Linked DNA regions of Homo sapiens: region 2 is linked to region 1. Evidence: read pairs that join two places in POLR2A ChIA-PET (ENCODE). Cell type or tissue: Panc1. All regions are shown on one strand. Links, peaks and the distances in the headings refer to the core of each region. The heading gives the core; the rest is flanking DNA. Region 1 overlaps NAALADL2 (N-acetylated alpha-linked acidic dipeptidase like 2). Region 2 overlaps NAALADL2 (N-acetylated alpha-linked acidic dipeptidase like 2).

Evidence for each region. ChIA-PET counts read pairs that join two places held together with the same protein. Peaks named below come from ENCODE experiments on the same cell type or tissue, not always from the same donor. Only the 100,000 strongest peaks of a DNase experiment are listed, where the experiment ranks them.
Region 2: POLR2A ChIA-PET joins it to region 1 with 6 read pairs; 2 of 35 experiments call an interaction of 5 or more read pairs at or near these places.

What each region holds. Positions count from the first base shown.
Region 1 is chr3:175,155,458-175,162,532 of GRCh38, reverse strand. All of the region lies in intron 2 of NAALADL2 (N-acetylated alpha-linked acidic dipeptidase like 2), which reads right to left. Among named protein-coding and RNA genes, the nearest start is that of NAALADL2-AS3, 44 kb to the right of the region's middle. In Panc1, for the core only: no CTCF peak of the experiment used is centred there; no DNase peak of the experiment used is centred there.
Region 2 is chr3:175,382,748-175,389,822 of GRCh38, reverse strand. All of the region lies in intron 5 of NAALADL2 (N-acetylated alpha-linked acidic dipeptidase like 2), which reads right to left. Among named protein-coding and RNA genes, the nearest start is that of MIR4789, 17 kb to the right of the region's middle. In Panc1, for the core only: no CTCF peak of the experiment used is centred there; a DNase peak (open chromatin) is centred at 3,012.

The DNA.
Region 1 (7,075 bases), core at 2,413-4,912:
AGACGCAATCAATCAAAGCTGAAGAAAATAAGAACTTCTGGTATTTTTTCATAAACATGGCAAATGATACCTCCATCTCTATTCCACAACACTGCCTCTTAAACATTATTTGATTTATAAAATATTAAACATACTGATACGACTTCAACCTGTAGTTTGCATTATTGTGGATATCTATGTAGACAACACAATCTATTGCAGTGCAAATTTTAAATATGCTGGAGGAAGGGGGAAGGTATACACAACATTGTGGATAAATAAAATGTGGGTTCTCATGGGAAAAGGGAAAGTCAAGGCATTTAATTGATGGGGATAGGTAATATGATACTAATTCCTGGTTAAGAAAGAGAGAGAAGGAGAAATTTAATAGCCTTTTACCCAAAACTCAGTTTATATTTCACACCAAATCTGTTTGAAGATTATGACCTTGTAATTAATATAAGGCCTTCAACAGCAGCAAAATCTAACAGTCCTGAATAGTAAAAGCTTAGAAGATTACAAGGTGAAATTCCAATTGCTCTAACTGTGATAAAACAGAAGACAGGTTTCCGAAAGAAAGTCACACCCAGATATGACTGTGTAAAAAAATTGTTAAAATGTTATTAGAAGTTCAGGTTATGAGAAAGATGTTGTAAACTGCTTCAGTTGTTAGTTATTACCAGCATGTATACAGACACCATCAGAATGACTGCAATAATTGATTGACAGACACAGACCGCCAAGTCATTAATTGTCTCTTTCCTTATGATAGGGCAATATAATGTATAATTAGACTATAAGAAGAATATAAAACCAGTGCACTTTACTTGCTATAGAAGTTTGGGCAAACCAAAAAAAGTAATTGCTATATGATGCACATTTGTTATTGTCTAACATCTTAGCATCATTCTTAGGGTGGGACGGGCGGGGGGGTTGGTTTCTGATTTACAGTTCGTGGAAAACAGACTCTATATCTACTACTGAAGTTGAAGATGTATAAGTACCTGGATCCTCTGCCCTGACTCCTACCCTGCTCCATTCTGGGAATTTTAGTCTTGAGACAATGGTGCAACAACATGGAGCTATTTCGATAATTATCTATGGCATAGCTTTACAGCATTCCTGGCATAGTCAGTAGTGATATCCTAAGAAAATAGTTCGTGTGGCCATTTCTTAACCCTTATCCTAGTTTTTATTTCCTCCACACCCATCTTTCAATCTTTTTTTTTTCTGTTTTGCAGTCTTCACATTGACTTTGTGAGCTACTTATTATCTGTCCAGTAAATGTTTGTTGTTGCTGTTTTGCTTAAGTTAGCAAAAGTTGGCTTCTGTTGCTTGCAGACAAGAACCTGGACTCTCATCAGATCTATGATGCCTAAATCATTACTGTAAAAGCCATGAAGAACAGACACAACCAAACTCATTACAATGAAATGATTATAGATAATCATTTACGGTTATCTTTTGGTGGTTGCGGTGTAATTGAAGTTCTATGCTTCCATATGTACTTTTTTGTAAAATTTTTGCACATATTTGACTAAATTCACTTAATGACTATCCCACCGAAATAGGAATTCCAAGATACATTTTGTTTTATTATAATCATTTTCTTAAATATACAAATACAAATATACTGATACAGAGCTAATCCTTGGAAATAAATATTAATTTCATGAATTACTCCTGAAAAAATATAAGAAAAAAGATAACTTCCAAGTTGGCATAAATTCTTTTTCAAAAAATTTGATATCTCCCGAAATGGTGAAAGTTTTTTTAACTTTGAAACTCTTAGAGACTATTCCAGATTATAATTATTTATCTTTGTTACAAATATTTTGGATTAATCATTATTTCTTACAGATAAGCAATTAAGTATTGCTTATATTTTTATAAGAAAAGACATGCTAGGCACAGTGGCTCACGCCTGTAATCCCAGCACTTTGGGAGGCCGAGGCGGGCGGATCACCTGAGGTTGGGAGCTCAAGACCAGCCTGACCAGTATGGAGAAACCCCGTCTCTATTAAAAATACAAAATTAGCTGGATGTGGAGGTGCATGCCTGTAATCCCAGTTACTTAGGAGGCTGAGGCAGGAGAATTGCTTGAAACTGGGAGGTGGAGGTTGCGGAGCACTCCAGCCTGGGCAACAAGAGCAAACCTCTAACTCAAAAAAAAAAAAAAAAAAAAAAAAAAAAGAAAGAAAAGATACACATATAATATATATTTTTAAAATTTTACTTATAAGCCTTTTGTAAACAATTGCTATATTTAGCCCCTTGTAAAACAAATTTAAACAAAAGATCAATTCAAAATTGGTAGCTAATATTGGGAACAATTTATTATATAATCAAAACTACCACTGTACTGGTGACCTATGTGCAAGTGAATATCACTTTAATTTCAAGAAAATCACTTGCGGCCTGACAAAGTGACTCACAATTGTAATCTCAGCAATTTGGGAGGCTGAGGTGGGTGGATTATTTGAGGTTCGGAGTTCGAGGCCAGCCTGGCCAGCACGGTGAAACCCCATCTCTACTAAAAGTAAAAAAAAAAAAGTCACGAGTGGTAGCACACGCCTGTAATCCCAGCTACTAGGAAGGCTGACGCAGGAGAATTGCTTGAAGCTGGGAGGCAGAGGCTGCAGTGAGTTGAGATCCTGCCACTGCACCCCAGCCTGGGCAACAGAGCAAGACTCTGAGAAAGAAAAGAAAAAGAAAAAGAAAAGAGAGAGAGAGGAAGGAAGGAAGGAAGGATGGGAGGGAGGCAGGGAGGGAGGGAAGGAAGGAAATCATTTGCTACATCTTTTATTACTTCAATAATCTTAACAAAACTGCCACAAAACTACTTAGGTACTACACTAATTCATTATTTCAAATAGTCCCATGTAGTTTCAAGAAATCAAAAATATTCCTTTATGCAACAGCTTTGAACTACCTATAAAAGATTTTGAAAAATCATTGGTGTTATCCCAGATGCACTGCATAAATTGGACACTAAAAATTATGAAAATATTGAGAGATTACAAAATTATTTCACTTCCTGTCAAAAATCTCATGAAGGCTAAATTCAAATATGTATATTATGATATGTGTGTATGCAAAACAAAACTCTTAACCCTTCTTTCTCAAACTTGACTACAATTCTAATAAAGTTTCAATTCCTGTTTGGAGTATCTTTATAGGCTCAGACACACACACTACTCAAATCAGCTGCTTTTTGCTGCAAATATACTTAATTCTGGTTAAGTTGGTCCTTGTAGTTTTGATATCAATCAAACCCAAGACTTTCCTTTAAGATTTCTTGTTTACACTTTTGTGAGAATCTTGCAGATATGATTGGCTGATTTTTTCATTGCACTTGTAGCTAATTGCCTGTCTGAAAATAAAATTGAGAACACATTCATCTAAAATAATTTAGTCATCCATCTTTATTAAGCTAAAAGAATCGATCTGAATTTATATGCTTTTGTTGGAATCCAAATTGAATTCTTAAATTAATATGCTTTTTCCTTTATCTCTTAATTTGATTTCTAAAACTTAAAAAATCATGTAAAAATTCACTAATGACTTTATCACATGTTCATTCTGATTAACATATATTCAAAAATAGAAAATGGCTAAAAGTGAAAGTTTAGTAAATTTTCTTTTTATAATCTGTTTTCAATAAGCATATAATTTTTCAGAATTGGATCATTCCAATATATTCATTATCAAATTAGGATACTTTCAAACATTTAACTTTATTCATATTTTCTGACAATTTCAAGAACTCTATTTCTCCTATTTTTTCTAATTTTCAATTAGAAATTCTCTTTGCTCCTTTTTCTTGGCAGAAAAATCTTCACTGCAAAAAAATTGCTATTTACATTTATATTTTAAACATTGGAGCTCAGAAGACAAAAATATTTAAAATAGTGTGATTTGCTTTCTGAAAATTATCAAAATACTTTATAAAGCCAAATATATCATCCCTATTTTTTACTTCACTTATTTTTCTTCTGATATGTCCTGATTACAAAACTACATTCAGAGAAAATATTTTGAAGTAAAGATGGAATCCAAAAGTTCTATTCCCCAATTTTCAAACAGGTCCAATGCATCTCTTTACCTGAAAAATGCACTGTATCATCAAGTTTTGGGTTCCTGATGATGGCTTTACTTGTTGAGCTACCAATTCAAAATAGTGTAACATTCGTGCTAAATGGCATATTATAAACCACAGTGTCCTTGCTTTTTCTACTTGGGGTGAAAATTGTCTTATTTTGAAATAGAAATGGTCTCTCTGATCGCCAAATGAGGGCAAAAAATCCGTAACCCTACTGAAATGTGCCTAAAGCACTGTGATATGGAATATTGAATATGATTTAGCTAGACTCTGAGTGTACCTTACACATAATAGGCACAAAACAAATGTTTGGTGATTGAAGAAATAAATGATTCTACCTAGATTCTGGTTCCATGTCTAAAGAAAACTCCTCAAAAAATAAGAGATTTAGGTAAGGGAAGAATATGTTTCGTCTACAAAGTTCTTTAATAAAAATCTTAAAAAGTTATATAAGTCTTTTCTAGAACTCCTTTGGTTTTGGTGCATGGAGTATTAGAATGAACTTTTAATTTTATTTTTTCAGGAAAATTAGATTTTGATAAATTAAATGAATAGTCCATTCATGACCAGGTAGGAAATGAATTCTGTATGTTGATCAACTTCAGTCCTGTGAGTTATTTAGGAAACTGTTAATCACCATCTGGAAATGCATTGAATTACATCTGTCTGAAAGGATAGACACTGTTCTACGAGATAACTTTCTAGTTAAACATGGAGAGATGACAATCAACTGGGAAATCCCAGTTAATGGCATGATTTCTTGTTTCTCTTCATTTTCAGCTAGGTTTTGTGGCTATATAGATGGTAAGTGACAGCAGGCTGATCCTATGACATTACTGTTCAAATGTGGATGGAAGAATAGATGTCCAGATCAAGCTTAGAGCCTTTCCTAATAAGAAGGCTAATTCAGAGTTGTTTAATTGTAAATTTTACAGATATACACAACAAAATCATGAATAATGCCCATTTATTACTTAATGCTTATTGTGTGTCAGGTTATTTACAAATACTGTATCTGTTAATCACAGCAACTCTGACTGGTATTATTCTTTACATTTTACAAATGATAAAACTGATGTTTTGAGAATTGAAAGATATGTAAAATAGAAAAAATACTTAAGCAAGATTTGAACTCATATTTAATTTAAAATTCCAGCTTTTACAACTACAAAATGCTGCCTTCTGCAGTTCATGCTGTATTTTATTTAGATTTAGAAAATCTTTTCCTATCCTCATGATAGAATACACAGGCGCAACTGGAGGTAGACAGTTCCAAGGTTAATATAAGTATGTTCAATTTTATAACTTTAGCTTAAAAAATTATTTTAATGACTTTTTTTTAACTAAGTACATACTAAAAATTTTCCAAACTTTCTAAAAGACTGAAAGAAGACAGGTGATTTGAAAGCTAGGATTTCTTTCCTTTCTATTTTAAAAACAAAGAGAAAGAAATAGAGACAGAGGCTGAATGTGACTCGGTGGCAGTGGCTTTGTTATGTAAAGAAACTTCATCATGGAGTTAAGACAATATGTTCGACCTGACTTGATTAGCTCTTTTATACTGAACCCAGGTAGGTGAGATACAAGAGGTTAGCTAATTTTAAACATCTATTTTTTAACTTGAACACAATAGGTCTAGAGGTACCTCTTCCCCACTTTTCTGTAGGTCAGCTGTATAAACCTATGTATGTGATACCCACAATCCCATGAGAAGTTCTAAGTTGTTATTGCTAGATGAGCTAGTTCCAGAAGTCCTCTGAGGGTCAGCATTTTTGAAGGATAGACAATCTACTACTTTTTCTACCACAAATTTAGTAATTTAATAAAGAATAATATTTAATCAGTATTTCATCATTAAATGTCACTTTAAAATAACAAAAATATAGGATACATTAGTTTACTATACCAAATTGCAGAATATCTCCTTTTTATACCTTTCAAAGCTGTGACGAGTATTATTTCAACATAGTGTTCAAATAAAAAAGCAATGTAGGAAATAATAAGCATAATCAATCATTGATCACATAAGGAATTCAATATACACTAATCACATATTTCATCTTTGAATAATGAACTTCACTCATGCGAAACATTAATAATACTATCTACACTGAGGTAGTAGAGCTATTTATCTAAAGATTTGTCTGAGAATAAAGAACATGAAATCTAACATGCATCAAAAGCATTCTGGTCTCATTTTAAATCCATGATTCTCTTCAGTATTTTACTCAGGTTCTGGGATAGCTTCAAATATGGAAGAATAAGTATTTGTTCCTCCCTCACAACCATTTAAATTTGAAAATAAGAATCCTTAGTCTAACACTAACTCAAAGGGTCATTTACTCCACCTCCTTAAATTTTGACAGATCTGAATTTTACCTACCACTTTGGAAATAAACACCTTCAAAGAGACATTAAACTTCTTCTGTAAGAATATATTCTACTGTTTCCTCAAAATGTTTGCTAAATTTTAATAAGCACTTGTTTACTTTTCCTCTTCCTCTTAACATCTCATTTGTTTTTTTCTCAGTGCTTTATCTGCATCTCTTGTACAAGTGGTTCTCAAACTTGGATGGACATTACCGTTACGTGGGGAGTTTTGTTTAAAAAACATCACAATGCTTGTCTTACACCTCCAAAGTTCTGATTCAGTCGCTTTGGATGAGGCCCAAAGATCTGTCTCTTTTAAAAGCCTCTGAGATGATTCCAATGCCCAGTTATTGGGGAACACTGGCTACATATTCTAAATGTAATAGTCATAAATATCTACAGAAATATAAACTATTTATTAAAACAGGATGGCTAATAATCACACATACATAGCTGTATTCAAGACATAGCATAAAGCAAATAGAAAAAGATCATTAATAAGAAAAAAAAGACAAGAAAACCTCACTATCCACTTAAAGTACCATGAATTAATTCCCAACATAAAGATTGCCATTAATCTTATTCTCCCATTCCTTATTACCAGAAGCTTCCTGAACTAGTTTT
Region 2 (7,075 bases), core at 1,844-4,343, 230 kb before region 1:
CTGTGTGAAGTCACAGAGTGTGATCCTGACAAGCAAAGCCTCCTCTTTGACCTGACTTCTGGAGCCAGGATTGCCCCTCTTCTAGCCTCTGCTTTTCCAAAGGGTTGACTTTACTTGTCTCAGTCCTTTCAGTTTCCAGCTTAAGGCTTAATAAATTCTAGAATTGCATTTTCAAGGTAAAATAGGAAAGATTTATTCACAGTTATCTTGTTTACGCAAATGCAAAGACAGGATAAATCATTCATTTACTAATGTTTCTCCTCACTGTGGGCATTAACAATGACCTCTCCATCATAAAACACAGTAGATTAATTCAAGCAGGAAGAAAAAATCTCCACTTGAATTATTTAAGTGAAGGTTTGAACTGTGCTTATATTGATAAGATAATATTTCAATTTAACACTTAACTTATAAAGCCAGAACAATAAATAAATAAACAAATAGAATGTGGATGAAGGTAGAGTACAGTGTTTATTCCTTCTTGGATCTAAATGTAAATTCTGCCAGGTGGCGTCGTTGCCAGTAATTAGAGAATTTAAAAATAATAAAATTTCACTGGAAAAAATCCAACCCTATATTATTTTTACTTCAATGTAAAAATGCTTTATGTAGCCTTATAAAATTCCAACTGTACACTGTCTTTAATTTTAGTAATTTATAACTTTATAATTTCTGTACCATGCTTAAAATGTTGCTTACTCTAATTAGCTTATGGTCAACAGTATCTTTAATTAGAAATATTGGTAATCTGTCCCCTGAAGCATTTTATTGAGTGTGTTTATGGTTCCAGGATGATTATCTTAATGAACAGAATGATAAAAAGTACCATTAAACAGAAACAAAATAGAATACTCATCAGGGCAGAATAATTTTTTTTCTATAAAAGAACAATTTGTGCTTAAAATACAGTATTTAGAATACAGTATTAAAACTTTAGATAAGTTGATGAATGTATTTTTGAAATTCTATTAATAGTGAGTAACTGATATTATGATTTGGTTCTGACAGTTAGAGGTGGAGTCTAGGATGAAGGACACAGAGTTATAAAAAATGACCAATCCACTAAGAAATAGTTCAGATGGCATCAATAATATTGCTGAAACCAAAATTTATATGAGTAATATAGAAAAGGTATGTGAAAAAAGGACTGGCAGTCTGTGTTTAAAAAGGAATTCACTGTTGGGGATGGGGGAGAAATCAGCCTGAATTTCCCTCTCAGTACTCTTATCAAGTGCGTACATTAAAATGGGTGGTGGTTATTTACAATCTTTAGATTTTATTTAGATGGTTGTGTTTTCATTAGCAATCTTTATCCTCTGAAATATTTGTAAGCATTTCCTATATAATTTCACTCAACATCGATTTTTGTATTTTATGGCATTGAGAAATGTATACTTACTGAAATTTTAAAGCTAGCATACATAATGTCTAGCAATGTCTACACTAAGTTTCACATGGCACCAGAAAACATTTAAACTAAGACAGGAGATATATTTGAGACTCTATATAAGTTTTTAGATAGAAAATCATGTATATTGAAAAATGTATACATCCAAAGTAAGGTGGCTAGCTAGCGCCTCTACTATCAGATAGATCTTCATAATGTTTGTGCAAATAAAAAATGACCAGACTCTTCTGAATTCTCAATGTCTTCATCATACACTTACTAATCAACTCAGATATTGCACTGATTCTTGACTTTCTGGGAGGATAGGAGATCATAGTTTCCTTTCAAAATTTGGTTACAGCTATGGAAAGTCTCTCTAGAAAAATGTACATGCACATTGATAGTTACCGAGAATGGTGGATCTCCTGGAGCCATTCATAAATCCCCTAAGGAATTTAGGAAGGTTAAACAGGGAATAGCTACAATATTAACTGTCAATCAGCTTTCTAAGAAGATTAGATATCTTCAAATGTAAAATGGTAATAATAATACTTTCTTCATAGAGTTGAGAATATTCTTTATGATTAGTTGTAGTGTTTGGAATAGATCCTGCATATAATAAATAGACAACACATTGTAGATTTTAGGAAAGAAATGTATTAGTGGAATTTTATTGTTCTATTTTATTTACTATCAATTTGTTAGTACTATTAGCATTCCAAAAACTGAGGAAATTCTGTTTTTAAACACAAATCATTCTTTTAGTATATTCAACAAATCTTTCTCTAGTGTTTTGTTTTATTCTTTTACATTACTTTTCAACTGTACACATGGTTTTGGTTTAACATTTTGAATCACCTTAGCATCACTAAATTTGAATGATTTCTTACATATTCAAAAGTAAAACAGTTCCTAAATTTATAATGATACTAAACATAAATCCATTGGGTACCTTTGGAGGTTGCTAGAGAAGTAATGTATCAATCTGAAAATGGATACAAGAGAAGTAATCAAGCACTTAACCTTGACTATCCTAGACCAATTGTACCACAGGAGAATTTTCTCTTTATAGAAGTATTCTAGCTAATACATGAAGAAGGAATGATAAAAATAAAACACTTTAATTTTGTAATACTCTTATGAAATACTGTCATCTCTCTTTATCCATAGGGAATGCATTCCAAGGCCCCTAGTGGATGCCTGAAACCGCAGATAGTATTGAACACTACTGCAGTCAATTTTAACACATTTCTTGTCATGTCTTCCAACCATAAATCTAAAGTCTTTCCCACTTTTAGTGCTTATCTCATATTGTGGCTGTTACTTTTGCAGTTTGAAGTACAAAGCAAAAGTAGTAAAAAAAAATTTTCCCACTTCACAGTTTGACAGATATAACACTCATTGCTTCCATAGATCTTAACAACTTTAGAATAAGTTTTTTTCTTTCTTTATTAATTGGAGAATTTTCACCTTTTCACTTTAAGGAAGCACTTTATGGCTTCTCTTTGGCATATCCAAATTGTCAGCATCATTTATCTTGCACTTTGGGACTATTACTAAGCAAAGTAAGGGTGGCCTGAACACGAGCACTGGGATACCGCAACAGTTGATCTGATAACAAGATGGCTACAGAGTGACTAACATACAAGTAGCATAAGACGTGCTAGACAAAGGAATGACTCACATCTCAGGCAGAACAGAGCTGGAAGGCACAGACAACACAACACTTCATTATTCTAACCAGAATGGTGGGCAATTTGAAATTTATGAAGTTTATTTCCAGAATTTTTTATTTAATATTTTTTGGACTGCCATTGATCTGTTCTGAAATTGCAGAAAGCAATACTGGGGATAAGGGTGGACTACTGTAATGAATCCAGGCAATTCCCAAAATCAACTCTAATAAGATAAATAGAGAGGGAGAGGGGAAAAAAAAAAAAGATGATACATGCCTCTTGACAGAAATACACAATTACACCTATGAAATATTCTTGTCAAAAATTTGAATCTAAACAGATCAGGACTCTGGATTTAAGAATTATTTTATAGAGGACACAGAGGTCAGGTAAAGATTTTAAATAATACCATTAGGATGGATGCAGCAACAACTGTACTGTGAAAAACTCTACAAAACAAATGAACAGCTTCTTTGAAAATAAATCTCAGAGGAGGACAAAGTGGGAGGGGGGCCTACAGAATAAAAAAAAAAAGATGATCTATCAACCAAATTCAATGTGTAAACCTACCTTGTTTGTATGATTCTATCAAACCAACAATCAAGCAAAGAAATATTTGATGATATTAAGAGATTGTCTAGAGTTTTAGCCTCAGTTGTCAAGAATCGCCTCCCAGATAATCCCATCAACCAAGAAAGAGTAACTTTATAACAGGAGAGGAGATGGGAGGTCATACGATGCTCACACAGACTTCATCACAGGCTATCGACTATTTATCTGAGGGGCCATTGGTCTTTTCAAAAAATCTTTTATTCTCCCCTAAGTTGCCTAAATCTCCCCTCCCCTCTTCCTTGGGCATATAGAAGCTTCTAGATGTCACTGGGTTTTGGGGTAGTCACTTCTCTTGTATGTGATGCCCCCATGCATGTAATAACTTTATATAACTTTTCTTCTGTTCATCTGTTTTTGGATTTTTTAAATCTTTATTTGTTTGTTTTTCATTGATACATATTAGATGTACATATTTTTGAGGTAGATGTGATAATTTGATACATTCATATACTCAAATCAAGGTAATTGGGAGACCCGTCACCTGAAATATTTATCTTTTCTTTATGCTAGAGATATTTGAATTATTCTCTTCTAGCTATTTTGACATGTACAATTGATTAATGTTAACTATATTCGCTTTGCTAATCTATTGAACACCAAGTCTTCTTTCTTGTAAGTGTATAATTGTACCCATTAGTCTACCTTTTTTCTTTCAATTTAATTGGTAGCCTAGCCAAAGAACCTAGAAGGGTGGAGGGAAGCTATCTTTCACTTGCCGACAGCACATAAATATGTATACAATTACATATTATTGCAAACGAGACAAACTAAAAGTAAGGTAAGACAAAAATAACAATTTCACAATGGAATCTATTATTGAAGGCTTCCTTTAAATTTCAGGGTAGATTAGACAAGAATCAAACTTACCAGGAAAATTGGGGTAAATTGGGAGACATTCATGAAAATAGGTTTTATCATTTTTCTGTTTATAATTTTCTTGTCCTTATGCTTTGAATGGAAATTGATGCATTGGGCCTTCATTTAGACAAATGTGGTCTATTTATGTATGAGTTAGATGATGAAATAAGTGCCTGAAGCTTGAATGTTCAGGTTAATCAGAATACTAAATGGTCATTAAATAATAACTACACTCAAAGTTTCTTAATTATGTATAGATGTTGAGTTGGTGGGAGGTCCCAGTTGACATAGGACTCTGTCCTTGGCCGAAGTCTGTTCAACATGACCTAAATAAGGCCCAAGAGTAGCAGCTCATTATTTTACTTTTTTCTGCATGGTGAAAAAAACACTGCATTCTCTACTTTCATACTTATTCTTAATTTCTGGAAATAAAATTGGTAATAACAATGAAGTGATTTCTGGAAATAAAACTGGTAATAAAATAAAATAAATTAAAAATAAATTAAGTAAAATAAAATAAAAATAAATAAATAAATAAAACAAAAATTGGTAATAAAATTGGTAATAAATAAATATATTGGTAATAATTTCTGGAAATAAAATTGGTAATAATGCAATATTATTGCACAAACAAATTTAAGAGAAATTATAATTTAGCAATGGGTGTGTGGATAATTCTTATTTGAAAGGAGGTGCATGCATTTAAAAGTTTATTTTTACACAAAATATAAGCCTAAAGTGTATGACTACTTTTTCTTGTTATCCAATGAGTCAAAGAAACTAAAACCTAATTTATAATGATAAAGTTAAATCAATCAAAGAACCGAAAGTATTATTTGTCAAGACAATTCTGAGGATATAATGATAAAGCATCTTTCCAAATTGTGTGCACTGTTCAAATTTTCCAATATAACATTCCAAGAAAAGTCCTCAAATGAATACAAAATCTGTGTCATCAGTGAAATCTAGGAGAGTTTAGGATACCAGCAAAAGCCTTTTGCCAACTCAGATTCAAAACAAGAAATTATCATTATAGTCAATAAGATAATGCAGACAATAGGAATATTTACCATTATACTAAAAAGAATTATGCAGCTCGTAAACCCAAATAGAAAATTTCTTCACTAGAGGCAAGTTCTCAGAGAGAGGATAAATATAGAAATAGAGCAATAAGGCAGGGGAGAAAAGAGAGATTCAACATTACTCAGCTATTACAAAAATAAATAGGCAAATGATAAGAATATCTAATTTATTGTAAGAGCCTTGAGGCAAGAAGTAAGCATCCTAATGAAAACAGGGTTGCATGAAACAAGAATTATATGAACCACACGGTAAAAATCTGACAGAATCAGAATTATTGTCTTAGTCACAGTGGTAAAAATTATTACCAGTTGATTACTGAGAAAGAACTAGAGAATAGTAGAGCCCACTACGTATCTTTTCTAGTTTGCTGCATATAAACACATAGTAAACTATATTTCTCTCTGTTCATTAAAGAGTAAGGGTTTGATAATTCTCAACAAATGCTACAACCACCTTCATAATACCTTAAGTAAAAGAACTTCTCTGGTTTAATTGTAGTGTAGGAGAGGAAGAACATTTTTTTTCCCTTATACTCTGTTAGGTTTACCAGCTGGGCCCTTGAATCAAATTGGCAAGAAACACATTAAAAAGATGAAAAACAAAACAAAACAAAACAGATTTATATATCTCTAGGGGATATGCTGGTTAAAGAATTCAAAGTTTTATTTAGACAGGAGGAATAAGTATCAGTGGTCTATTGCACCACATGGTAACTGTAGTTAATAATAATGCATTGCATATTTCAAAATTGCTTAAGGAGTAGGCTTTGAATGTTCTCATCACAAAAAACTGATATGGACGTGAAGTGAGGGATATATTAATTAGCTTGATTTAATCATTCCATAACGTATAGATATATCAAAACATCATATTGTGCCCCATAGTTACATAAAATTATTTGTTACTTAATAAAATATAATAAAAGGAATAAGATCTAATGTTTGGTAGCACAATAGGGATGACTATAGTTAACAACAACAACAACATGTATTTCAAAACAACTAAGAGACTGTAACTGAAAGCCTCCTAACACAAAGGAATGATAAACGCTTGAGGTAATGATATCCCAATTACTCTTATGTGATCATTACACATTGTATGCTTGTATCAAAATATCACATATACCCTGTAAATATATAGTGATTATGTATCCATAATTAAAAACTTAAAAAGAAAAAATATGATCCAAAACGTATGAAATATTAACTTAAATGGGATCTTTTGAATAAATTAATAAAAGTATAATTTTTAATTCTAAGATGATTTACTTGTATTAGTGATTCCTTAACTCAAGTGTGTAAATCTTTGGATAGCTACAAATATTGAAAGGCTATTGTCAAATGTACATTCCTCTTATTTTTTTAAAAAAGTATATCTTCTTCGAGTTCCCCCCAGGTAAGGAGAATACGTATATAATTAACCATAACTTCTTAAATTATCTCTCCCTAGAGGGCTATAA